Regions from separate parts of the Homo sapiens genome. Here region 1 is linked to region 2. Evidence: chromatin contacts called from ENCODE Hi-C or POLR2A ChIA-PET data. All regions are on one chromosome and are shown on one strand. Each heading gives the region's core, a stretch centred on a gene start or an enhancer-like site at or near the end of the contact. The rest is flanking DNA. Distances are from core to core; before and after follow the strand shown.

What was found. A loop is a pair of places that touch in the nucleus more often than their neighbours do. ChIA-PET counts read pairs that join two places held with the same protein, here RNA polymerase II (POLR2A). Pooled maps may share reads with other maps.
Region 1: a loop to region 2 is called in a pooled map, with 1.9 times the contacts of the local background. The contact joins two enhancer-like sites. A Hi-C loop is called at or near these places in 4 of 168 maps with a recorded cell type or tissue (CD4-positive, alpha-beta T cell, CD8-positive, alpha-beta T cell, GM13977 and 1 more), 1 of 37 single-sample maps with no recorded cell type and 13 of 50 pooled maps. POLR2A ChIA-PET finds 5 or more read pairs at or near these places in 1 of 52 experiments (activated CD4-positive, alpha-beta T cell).

Annotation. Positions count from the first base shown.
Region 1 is chr22:19,640,264-19,646,368 of GRCh38, forward strand. No RefSeq gene overlaps it. Among named protein-coding and RNA genes, the nearest start is that of SEPTIN5, 71 kb to the right of the region's middle. Within about 2 kb of position 3,813, at least 2 of the 41 ENCODE cell types and tissues checked have a DNase peak (open chromatin) inside an H3K27ac peak, as active enhancers do.
Region 2 is chr22:19,389,157-19,395,239 of GRCh38, forward strand. HIRA (histone cell cycle regulator) reads right to left here. Exons shown (of 25, transcript NM_003325.4): 8 at 5,186-5,353; 9 at 2,945-3,058. Among named protein-coding and RNA genes, the nearest start is that of HIRA, 40 kb to the right of the region's middle. Within about 2 kb of position 1,700, at least 2 of the 41 ENCODE cell types and tissues checked have a DNase peak (open chromatin) inside an H3K27ac peak, as active enhancers do.

The sequences.
Region 1 (6,105 bases), core at 2,563-5,062, 250 kb after region 2:
ATCCCCATGAAGCACTCATTCCCCATCCCCATTCTCCTCCCCTTGCCCCTGGCGCCTACCATTCTATTTCTGTCTCCGTGGATTTGACTCCTCTAGGGTACCTCATGTAAGTGGAACCATGCAGTATTTGTATTTGTCTTTCTGTGACTGGTTTATTTCACTGAGCATAATGACCTCAGAGTTCATCCCTGTTGTAACATGTGTCACAATTCCTTCTTTCTTTTTTTTTTTTTTTTTTTTTTTTTTGGCAAGGTCTCACTCTGTCACTCAAGCTGGAGTGCAATGGTAGGATCATGGCTCACTGCAGCTTCAAACTCCTGGGCTCAAGAGCTCCTCCTGCCTCAGTCTTCCCAGTAGCTGGGACTATAGGCATGCACCACCATGCGTGGCTAGCATTTTATTTTTGTTGAGAGAGGGTCTCGCTAGGTTGCAATTCTCCCATCTTAGCCTCCAAAGTGCTGGGATAACAGGTGTGAGCCACTGCACCCGACCCAGAATTTCCTCCTTTTGACGGCTGAGTGATGTTCCATTGTCCGCACACACACATTTTGTTTATCCTTTCATCCATTGATGGACACTTGTGTTGCCTCCACCTACTCGTAGCACCCTGGCTGTTATGAGTAGTGAGTGCACTATCTCTTGTGTGCAGTTGTCTCATGGAGACCTTGCTTTCCTGCCTGTGGCGTTAGTGCAGGTGGCAGGCAGGTCGGTGGGCAAGCAGGTGTGCCCTGTGGATGACGAGAAGCTTTTTCTGCTTAAAGCCCTGCATGGATCAAAAGTTGGAAAATATATTTGATTTTTACAATTTGTTCAAAATTAATCAAGCAAACACTGATTTTCATGTATTTTCTGAGATCTCTGCTATAAAACAGAAAACCACCACCCTCTTTCCAGGGAAGCATCTTCTTCCTGGCTCCCTCCTTCCCTTCGGGCCATGGCGGCATCCTCGGATCCTCCCTAGCCCATTCATATCACACGGCTTTTCCTCCTCTGCATCTCGATACCACTGGCTCCTTTGGGAGGTTCCTCTGAGCCACCCATGCGCGGGGTGGGTTGTCATGAAAAGTCACCAGTTCCACCTCCAGCCAGAAGTCCCACAAAAGCGAAGGGCACTGAAGACAAAACCACCCTTCCCTTCTCTAAAGGAGGAGGGGCGGTGCTTCAGAGGGTGTCCCCCAAACCCGTTCTTTAGAGCAGGGTCCCCAACCCCTGGGCTGCGGAGTGGTACAGGTCTGTGGCCTGTTAGGAACGGGCCTCAGAGCAGGAGGTGTGCGGTGGGCGAGTTTACCGCCGAGCTCCGCCCCCTGTCGGATCAGCTGGGCATTCCATGCTCATGGGAGGCAAACTCTATCGTGAACTGCGCATGTGAGGGATCCAGGTGGTGCGCTCCTTCCGGGAATCTAATGTCTGATGATCAGAGGTGGAACAATTTCACCCCGAAACTATCCCCCACCCAACCCCATCGGTGGAAAAATTGTCTTCCACGAAACCGGTCCCTGGTGCCAAGAAGGTTGGGGACTGCTACTTTAGAGCATGTCCTCGGAGTGGAGGTACCTGCTCTCCACGCAGTACAGCATCTGGCTGTGTGGTGGCTGCAGTCCAGTGGGTCTGAGAGGGGTGGAGGGGGAAGGTGGAGAAGGAGAGGAGGGAGGAGGGGAGGGAGGGAAAGGTGAGAGGGGAAGACGAAGGGAAGGAGAAGAGGTGGGGGAGGGGGCAGGGGGGCAGCATTGGCCAGGTAAGGGCGTGTCCACTGTGAGGCACCGTGGGATTCCTGGGCGAGGACTGTGAGACACTGGTGAGCGTGTGTGCAGGGCTCTTTCGGGCTTCCTCTGTTTTTAATGACATCAGAGTGCGTGCCATGCATGGGGCTGTCCTGGTGTTGGCACTGACCGCTTGGAGCCCAGCTGCTGCCCCCTTTCTCAGGCCACAGATGCGCCCAAGAGCAGGGTTTGTCCAGGCCCGCCTGGGCCCGCTCCACGCCATCCTGCAGTGCCCACGCAGCAGCGGTGCCAGGTCTTCCTTCAGCACCCATGCGTGGTTACCTGTGGCCGATGTGGCAGGCGTGTAGGGTGTGACTGCAGAACTGCATGGACCAAGCACCGTCTGCCTCCTAAGGGAGCAATGGGACCGAGGAAGTGGGCCCCATGTTGGCCTTGACCAGCTGTGCCCACCTCCTTTTGGGAACAGATGTGCCAAGAACAACCAGGCTAAGGAAACGTGGCTCGCACACCGGGAGCCCTGGGGAAAGACTACAACGATCCTTTTAATAATACTTTTTACTGACTGTAGTCATAGTGTAATAATTTCAGAAAATTCAGAAACCATAGAAAAGTATACAGAAGAAAATTAAAATTACCTGGTGCCCCCACCAAGCCACAGTGATCATTGTTCAAGCATTAACAAATTTTCCTGGATTTTGGTAAACAGATATAAGTGCATATTTTAAGTGGAAATATTCTATATTTAGTTTTGATCCTTGTTTTCATCCCTTTAAAAGGATTTTTCATATTATTCAATCATCTCCTAAAATACAGTTACCAGTAACTGCCTTCATTCCATTAGATGCTGAAATGGATTTAACTGTTCTCTGGTGGTTAGTCATATATTCTTGTTTCTTTCTTCTTTCCTGGTATACATAATATTGGGAACATCTTGGAACAAGATGGCTGTACTCAATTATTGAAATTCCTAAACGATAAATGACTGGAGGAGAATCCTGGATCAAGGAGGGGCTCCTGGAAGTGCTCTGGGCCCTGCTGGAGGCACAGGCCTTGGCCACAGGCCACCACACATACCCTTTGGAAAGAGACTTTGCCATTGTGATCGGCCAAAAATGAAACCTCACTTTATTTTATTGTGAGACAGTGTCTCATTATGTCACCCAGGCTGGACTGCAGGCTCACTGCAGCCTCGACCTCCTGGGCTCAAGAGATCCTCCCACCTCAGCCTCCCTAGTAGCTGGGACCACAGGTGGGCGCCACCATGCCAGGCTAATTTTGTATTTTTTGTAGAGATGGCATTTAGCCATGTTGGCCAGGCTGGTCTCAAACTCCTAGGCTCAAGGGATTCGCTCATCTTGGCCTCCCAAAGTGCTGGGATTACAGGTGTGAGCCACCACGCCCAGCCTTTTTCACTTAATTTTGAAGCTTGGAGATAAGTTTTATATAGGCCCATATACGGCTGCCTGAAACCTCACTTTAAAACTAGGTATATTTGTTTGCTGCCTGCTGAGGCTGAGTGCTCATTGCCTGTTGCTTGGCTATTTGTAATTGTCTTTTGTGAATTGCTTTTTCTTATCATTTGCCCATTTTTGTACTGGAATGTTTACCTCTTCCTGGCTGATGTGCAAAAGCTCTTCAATTCCCTTGTCATATGCCTTCCAGCATGTTATCATGGCCTTTGCACGTCTATGGGTTTCCATGGCCAGACCTCTGGCTTCTTATCTTCACGGCATCACCTTTGCTCCTATGCTTAGACGATGCTTGCACATTTGAGGGAAAGGGAGCATTTTCCTGTTTTTCCCCTGTATTTGGTTTATTACATTTGGCTCTTAAATCCGGTGGTTCCCAGTTAGGGGTATGCATCAGATTTCCCAGGAGGGCTTTTCTAACCATAAGTGCCTGCCTCAGTCCATCCAGATCTTCCCATCAGCCCCCAGGGTGGGGCGGGTGATGGCGGGTGGGGGTACAGCCTTGTTTTGGAAAAAGTGCCATAGATGGTGCAGATGCAAGCCTCTGATTATGGGCTTCTTCCTTCTGCCACATGTGTGATGTAAGATAAGGATGCTATTTTTATTGGCTTATATTTTAAGAATAGCTGATTGCACAAGTATATTTATTGTGCAAACGTGCCTTCTTTCCCCACTCAGTGACATTATATCTAAACCAAATTCTCAATTATAACACGGGAACGTTTCCCTTTAGCCTGCGAAGATCCAGTGTCTCGGTTATGGTGTTTCTGGTTCCCCGGCCACTTGGAAGACACCTGGAGCTCTGTGATCTTGGTGGGGACCTCAATGTCAGCCGGGACCTCAATGTCAGCAGACCCTGTGTCCCCAGTGTGGCTGGGCTTTGCTAGACCTGTGGAGCAATAGCTAGTCAGGCTTGTGGCCCCAATCCAGCCAGCATCACACACTGTCCAGCCTCCCTCTGACATCAGCATAGGTCTAATGTCAGCATAGGCCCTCTGCCGCAGGGCTGTGCCCAAGGACACTCTCCTGCTCTGGGTCCTAAGGGAGGGAGGATCTCAGGAGAGGCCTCTCCTCATCCCTGGCAGATCTCTCAAAATGGCCTGCAGCCGGGATTCCAGACACCTGAGCTGGTGTGAGCCCACTCCCCACCGCTGGCTCTCAGGCTGGAGTGGGGCCAGGATGTCACTGAGCTCCTCAGAGTTTGCAGACCATTTGCCCCTCAGCTGGACCCCTGGCCCACCAGGGACTTGAGCAAAGCTGTTCCATCAACGCAGGGGAGGTGAGACCACATCTAATCAGGGGTCTGATGTACACACAGCACCATCACCATCTCAGAAAGGTTCATCACCCAAGCACAAAGAAGCTGGACTTGGACATCTGACAGCAAAGCATGACCCATTTTATGTGAGGCAACGAGTCTGAAAGCAGGTAACCGGGACACCCAAAAGCTGAAAGCACAGAGGGGTTGGCGAGGAGTGCCTGGACCTCTCCCTCCCCAGGGGTGTCTTCCTGTCAGAGTTATGCATGCTCTTGCCAGAGAGGGCAAGCTTGACAGCCAACTGCCGCTTGATCAGCCTGCCCCTCCTGCCTCACCTCCTGTGCCTCAGCACGTGGCCATGTCCCCATGCCCCCCCAAATCTCGCACCCTCTCCACCGCACAGAGCTCTGTCTTAGGTCCCCAAGGGCCACATGGGCAGCCTGAGTCCTTCCCTTACTTCGCAGGTTTTTCCACAGCACTGGTGTTGATTGCTCCCTCCCTTAGGGAGCTCTCTCCTGACTCTAAGCTCTCCTCTCGAGCTCCTGCCTCTCGCTCCCTGGCTGGGCACCTCCCTTTCCTCTCTGAGATGATGCCCTCCAGGGCTCTTTCTCTGCAGCTTTCCTCACTCAAAGTGTTTTCATTCTTTCCCAGGGCCTTGCCTCTCTTTTTATATGGGGGCCCCAGAACTTGTTTGGAGCCACAGACCTGTTGTCCCCGCTGCTCTAGGGGCCTCTGCAATTGGGCACACATAGATCTTTCCCAGTTTACTCCCACCCCAGTGAGCGGTCCCACAGCCTCCTGCTGCCTTCACAGGCATCTGGGGGCACACACATTCATGTGGTCTGACGGCATCTCACCTTGCACTTCTTCCTGCTCGCCTGTTGGAGGTGCCACAGAGGCCCCTCCATGCCACGACCTGTGGCTGAGTAGGTTTCCACACTTACTTTTTTTTTTTTTTACAGTTTTATTCAGGTATTATTTACTTAACTCCAAATACACCCATTGTATTGAGTTTCAGTAAATTTATAGAGTCGTGCCACTATCCCCTCAGTCCAGTTTTAGAACATTTCTATCACCCAAAAAACATTTTCTTGTGCCTGTTTGCAATCCCCACTCTCTGCCCCACCCCTGGCTCAAAGCAGACCCCGATCTGCTTTCTACCTGTAGATCTGCCCCTTCAGGATCTTGAACATTTACTTTTCGCCAGTTCACTGCAAGAGGTTGAGTCTCAGCAAGAGTAAGGAATGGCTCCGGAGAGGTGACACCAGCTAAATGGTGGACTAAGGACCTTTGGAAATTCTCTCCTCCAGAAACTTGACGACAATGCTGGCAAAAAATCATCATAATCAGCTGTTTCAAAACTCTGGAAATTAACCAAAGGCCCACAGAAATTTAGGGAATGCTTATTCAAGAAAAACAGCTGACTTTCAATAAGAACAATGGACTTCGTGGTGTTTTGTGGGTTTTTTTTTGAGACAGGTTATTGCTCTGTCCCCCAGGCTGGAGTACAGCGGTGCCATAATAGCTCGCCGTAACCTGGAACTCCTGGGATCAAGGGATCCTCCCACCTTAACCTCCCAAAATGCTGGGACTGCAGGTGTGAACCACCACGACTTGCTAATTTTTAAATTTATTATAGAGATGGGGTCTCACTATG
Region 2 (6,083 bases), core at 450-2,949:
AGAATTTATTTTATTCTTCATAGTTGTGTCTGTTTTTTCATTTAACACACAATAAGTATGTCATTAAATATCCTGTAAAAGTCTCTTCTGGATGACTGCATAGCATGCACTGTGCATATTCTCTATCGAGTCACTCAATTGCTGGCATACACTCTGACTCCACGTTCCCACAACTATGGTAGGCCTTTCCACTTGTGCACAAGTGCCTGGCTACCCTGCTGGCTGGCCCTGAACTGCAGGACAATGGGCAGGGAAGAAACACACTTCCTCACGGGATGGTGGGCTCCCATAGGTGCTGCTGCAGCTTCTGGGAGGCTGTGGGGCTGAGCGTCCCAGTGCAGCCTGAGACTGCTATGTGGGGAAGGAGAAGCTGTGTCTACCCTAGTGGTGGAGAGGGGGCTGAAGTCTGAACGATCTGGAACCCACATTAAGAATCTCGCCTCCACCTTAATTCCACTTCTAGAAAAAGCTGCCTTGTCCCTCCTCTCATAAATGTGCCTACAGACCCCTCAGAAATCTACAGGCCGTGTGACTGCCTAACCTGAGCATTCTAAGAAATATGGGCATCACAGTCAGTGATGTTTTGGTTGCAGCGCCACAAACAGGGCCTCTGGCTGGGAGGAAACAGGGAAGGTCCCCTGAACGGCAATCTGTGGTACTGTGGTTCAGGTTCCAGAATGGGTGTTAAGTGAATACTTGGCCTAAAAAAAAAAAAAAAAATCACAACGCACACAGTAATATATTTCTCTATACCAAACTAATAAATGCAGCCAGAGGATAACCTTCAAACCCAGAACTTCCAACTTGCTCTGCTTATAGGGACACTTTTTTACAAAATGAAAAAAAAAAAAAATTAATGTGTGTGCACTTTGCTTTATCAAACTTTAAATATATTGGCACCTTGATGCTCAGCACCAAGACTGCTCCCTGCACTGCATGCGGAGGTGTCTCTTACCACACAGTCAGGTCACAGCACACCAGCCCCTGGCAGTGAGAAACTTAACCCTTCAGGAGCCCTCACTTAGAAACCGCCACAGTTCTTACCCTTGGGTTCTCACTCGCCAACTACCATTGAGTATATCTGCTGAGAACCTGCTCTGTAGAGGGCACTGAGTTAGGAAGGTGAGGGGAACAATGAAACTGAAGACACATCGGGCTGGGTGTGGTGGCTCACACCTGTAATCCCAGTACTTTGGGAGGCCAAGGCGGGCGGATCACCTGAGGTCAGGAGTTTGTGACCAGCCTGGACAACATGGTGAAACCCCATCTTTACTAAAATTACAAAAAAATTAACCGGGTGTGGTGGCCTGTAATCCCAGCTATTCAGGAGGCTGAGGCAGGAGAATCTCGCTCGAACCCAGGAGGCAGAGGTTGCAGTGACTCAAGAAGCCAAGATTGCACCACTGCACTCCAGCCTGCTGGGCAATAGAGGGAGACTCTGTCTCAAAAAAAAAAAAAAAAAAAAAAAAAAGAAGCTGAAGACATCGCCTCATCTCAGGGGATCCAGCGAGTGAGGAGTACTAGGCTCACAACCTTACCCATCACAGCATCACCCAGGGGTGAAATGGACTAATAGAGGCGTCAGCTTTCTGTGTGTCTTTTTCTGTGGACATAAGCACTTATCTGTCTTGGTTGTATGCCTAGGAGTGGAAGTGCTCTAGGTCATATGCTTAGCTGTGGTAGAAACTGCCAGACAGTTTTCCCAAGTGCTCATGCCAGCGTAAACACCTGTCAGCAACACGTGTCAGCAATGTATCAGTTCCAGCTTATCATGTCCTTGCTGACACTTGGTACTATTTTTTTGTTTTTTTTTTTAATTTTAGAACTCTACTCATAGGTATGTACTCATAAATGAAAACGTACATCCACATAAAGACTTATACAAGAATGTTCATATCAGCTTTAGTCATAATATCTCAAAACTGGAACAATCTTAATGTCCATCAACAGGAGACTGTATAAACAAATTGTGGTGTATTCATACAGTGGAATGCTACACCGAAATTATAAGGAATAAAATACTGTTAAGTGCAGCAACATACACGAATCTCAAAAACACTGTGCCAAGCAAAAGAAATGAAGACACAAAGAAGCAAGTACCACACAATTGCATTTATATGAAGTTCAAGAGCAGGCAAAACTCATCAGTGTAACAGAGGCCATTAGAGTGGTTGCTTTGGTGGTGAGGGAGGTCTTGACTGGGGAGGGACAAAGGGACAAAAAGGAGTGCTCTAGGCAGTGATGACACTGGTGTGTAAACATGTATGACAACTCACCAAACTGTACCTTTCAGGTGAATACACTTTATATAAAGATTTTTCTTTTTCTTTTTTTTTTTTTTTTGAGACGGAGTCTCGCTCTGTTGCCCAGGCTGGAGTGCAGTGGCGCGGTCTCAGCTCACTGCAAGCTCTGCCTCCCAGGTTCACGCCATTCTCCGTCTCAGCCTCCCGAGTAGCTGGGACTACAGGCGCCCACCACCACGCCCAGCTAATTTTTTGTATTTTTAGTAGAGACGGGGTTTCACTGTGTTAGCCAGGATGGTCTCGAACTCCTGACCTTGTGATCCGCCCACCTCGGCCTCCTAAAGTGCTGGGATTACAGGCGTGAGCCACCGCGCCCAGCCATATAAAGATTTTTCTAATAGGAAGCAAGCCCAACATGCTGCTCATGGCATTGACCACTGAGGGTGCTGCCTGAGTCTGGACACAAGAGCTGGTCTAGGTGGGGGTCAAGGTGGCCTCTCCTGGCTGGGCACAGACCCAGTCTTCAGCACTTCCTTCTGGGAGAGCAGGAGAGCCTGTGAGCTTCCAAGGAGGGGCTGACCCCAGGTGCAGAATAGAAATACACTCTTAGCATCACCCAAAGCAGGTCTCTTTCCTCCACTTGCTACTTTACCAACCTACACCTCCCGTCCTGCAACAAAAGCTCAGGATAGCAGGCTCACCCAGACAGAAAGCGAGCGGTCCTTGCTGCCAACAGCACAGCAGCAGTACGGGCAGCTAGGCTTCGCAGAACTCCCATTCTTCTGCTTCTTTTTGAAGATTTTTGGGTTGAATTTCTAAAGCCAAATAACAGATGTTAAAAATAATTAATCAAGCATCAGGCATGTCCCCTGTGCCCAAGTCCCAGCCCACTGAAGGGAGTCTCCCACAGACATTCTCTGAGCCCAGGCACTGAGCATGCATTTCATCTTCCCGACCACCTATGAGGCATCTGGCTGATGATGGAAAGGAAGCTTAGGGAGGTCAGAAAGTATGTGCGGAGGCACCAAATGAGTAAGCTGGGAAATGCAGATTTGAAACTAGAGCTACCAAACTCTCCATTTCTGGAGCTTGCCAAGTAGAAGGGATGCGTAGCTACTGAAACTAGCCTTCTCAATTCCCTCTGGCCAGGCAGGGCCAGCCCTAGGACCTGCAGAAAAGCTGAGCCTGCAAGGGGGCTTCAGAAACAAAGACCTACTCACTCCCTATCTCCTAAGGGAGGCCAAGGGGATGGGCAGGAGGGGTGTGAATCTCTGAATTCCTTATTGCCTCACTGCATTTGTTGTTCAGTCATAACCGTCTAGCAGAGATCTGCTCAGTCAGAGAGTCATTTGTGATCTCCCTGGGCCAGTGACCATGGCAATATCACACAAAGGTGCTTGGTTGGCTGCTTAGTCCAGGGAACTACCCCGAGAGTAACTTGTCTTTGTTTCTGCAAAGGATGAAAGCACTCACTGAGCTCCCAGACACCCTCCTGGATTTAAAGGGGTGGGCGCTCTGGGAATCCCCAACCTAGGACAACTGAGGGCAGAAGAAGGAGGGTTCCTGAAAGCCTGGTGTCAGGTAGCCTAGAGATGTTTTAATTCCAGAGGGCAGGCAGGAATGGCCGGGGTGCACAGAGACTGGAGAAGATGGAACTCAGAGGCGTGTCCCTGGGCTTGCTGTCTCTAACACCAATGAGGCTGCAGGGCCTTAGGAGCTCTGTGAGCCATAGGCAGGCGTCGTGATCTCCCAGAGCTGCTAATAAAGTGGTTGTGAGGACTGCATGGGAGAATCACGTAGAGCACTAACCATGAAGCACTGATTTCCAAAGACTTTAGCAACAAAGCTCTGGTTCAAACAAAACCCTACATGAACTCCAAAACAAAAAAATTTAATAAGTAATATTTTATTCATATAAAATTTGTGTTTTAAGGTACAATATATGATACTTATTATCTTTTTTTATTTTTATTTTTGAGACGGAGTCTCGCTCTGTCGCCCAGGCTGGAGTACGGTGGCGCAATCTCAGCTCACTGCAACCTCCGCCTCCCGGGTTCAAGTGATTCTCTTGCCTCGGCCTCCTGAGTGGCTGGGATTACAGGCGCATGACACCATGCCCAGCTAATTTTTGTATTTTCAGTAGAGACGGGGTTTCATCATGTTGGTCAGGCTGGTCTTGACCTCCTGACCTCATGATCCGCCCACCACAGCCTCCCAAAGTGCTGGGATTACAGGCATGAGCCACCGTGTCCGGCCGATACTTATTATCTATTTAAACACGGGCAAAAGTGAGTCTATTTTCATCAGGGTCTTGGATGATCCTTCACTTTTATCAACCTTAGTCCACCAATCTGTTTATTTTATTTGGCTGCCCAGTGTTGAGAAAATCCTGGTTCTCACAGATTATTCGCAACTACTTAACAGCTTGCCTTGGGCTCTGTCAGGACACTATTTAATTAAAGTCATGGAGAAGCATAAGACGAGTGGCCAGACAACTCTCATGCCTAAGGACTGACAGCAGTTCACGCCTCTGAGCTCTTCACCTGCCGCAGCAAGATCTGGCAGCAGCTCCCAACTCAGTGATCCATGGCATGGCCTTGCACCTGTGGTTGATGCTGCCAGGTGTGGGGACAAGCACAGTGCTTGGTGGGTATACCAGAATTGTACCTGTATTCACTGGAGCCAGGTGAGGGTGGCACCGTGCTTGGGCACCCCAAGCATACCTGAGTGTGTAAAAGGCTGATGTGGAGCTACGATGTTCCTAACCCAAGACTGATTTTGGTGATGTTCACATGTAAAGTTTGCCAATAAATCAACCAAGTACATACTCTATTTTGTAAAATTAGCTTTTAAATATTTAAGTATAACTATTCAAAATAAACCAAGAATTAATATTTGCTGAATCTTGGAGCCCATCTCCCTTTAGTTCCCTGGGCACTCACCACGACAGTCACAGCTTTCCGGTGCCCAACAAAGTCCATGTTGGTCTTCCATCCCTCCCGTTCGATGATCTGGGCAGTGGGGCCTGAGTTGTTCATGGCATGGGCAGACACCAGGTAATGCCCATCAGGTGACCAGCTGAGCCGCAACACATGGGTCGTTCCTCCACACTGAAAGAAGCATCTGCACTTGAAAGGAGCTCAAGGCCACCTTTGTGACCAAAACTCTGGCCTCGAGGATAAAGTTAAACTTCAATTTATAAATGTGTGATGGTGGAGCATGCACCCCAAGCTTCTGGCTACACTGACAGCTTCTGTCTCACCAGATGGCCCAACCAAAAAGGGCTCTGTGAAATGAATTTGGAAACTGCAGCATCCTACACTCCCCCAGAGGAGCTGAACAAAGAAATATAGTACAGAAGTGTATGCCCTGAGGAGATCTGCAGGAAGGCTACCTGTTTGAACCATAGCCTCTGCATGGGCCAAATCTCTCTGGCCACTGACCCAATTCTTCTGTGTAGCACCTGTTAACCCACAGCATGGCATCTGCACAGCATCCTCAAGATATACTCTGGTGGAGAAAAAGCCCTTTTTAACCCAGGAGCCTGGCAGAAGCCTGTGTCTGTAATGTAGCTGATGACTGTGAGGCACCACCTACTCTCTTGAGCCTGTTGCCTCACCCAAAGGGTGGTGAGGATACCCGCAAGGGAGAAGAGGTTTGTAACATCCTTATAAACTATAAAAGGAACAGTAGAAAGGCACTGCTCCCCCAGTCTGGACTGGGGGCTGAGGCAGAGCATCCCTCCACATTATCCCTCCTGCAAAAAGAGATGACATGGGTCCAGAGCCAGCTCCTTGAAGCTCAAGGTGGGCCCAGGGCAGCTCTAAAGACTTAAGGGTT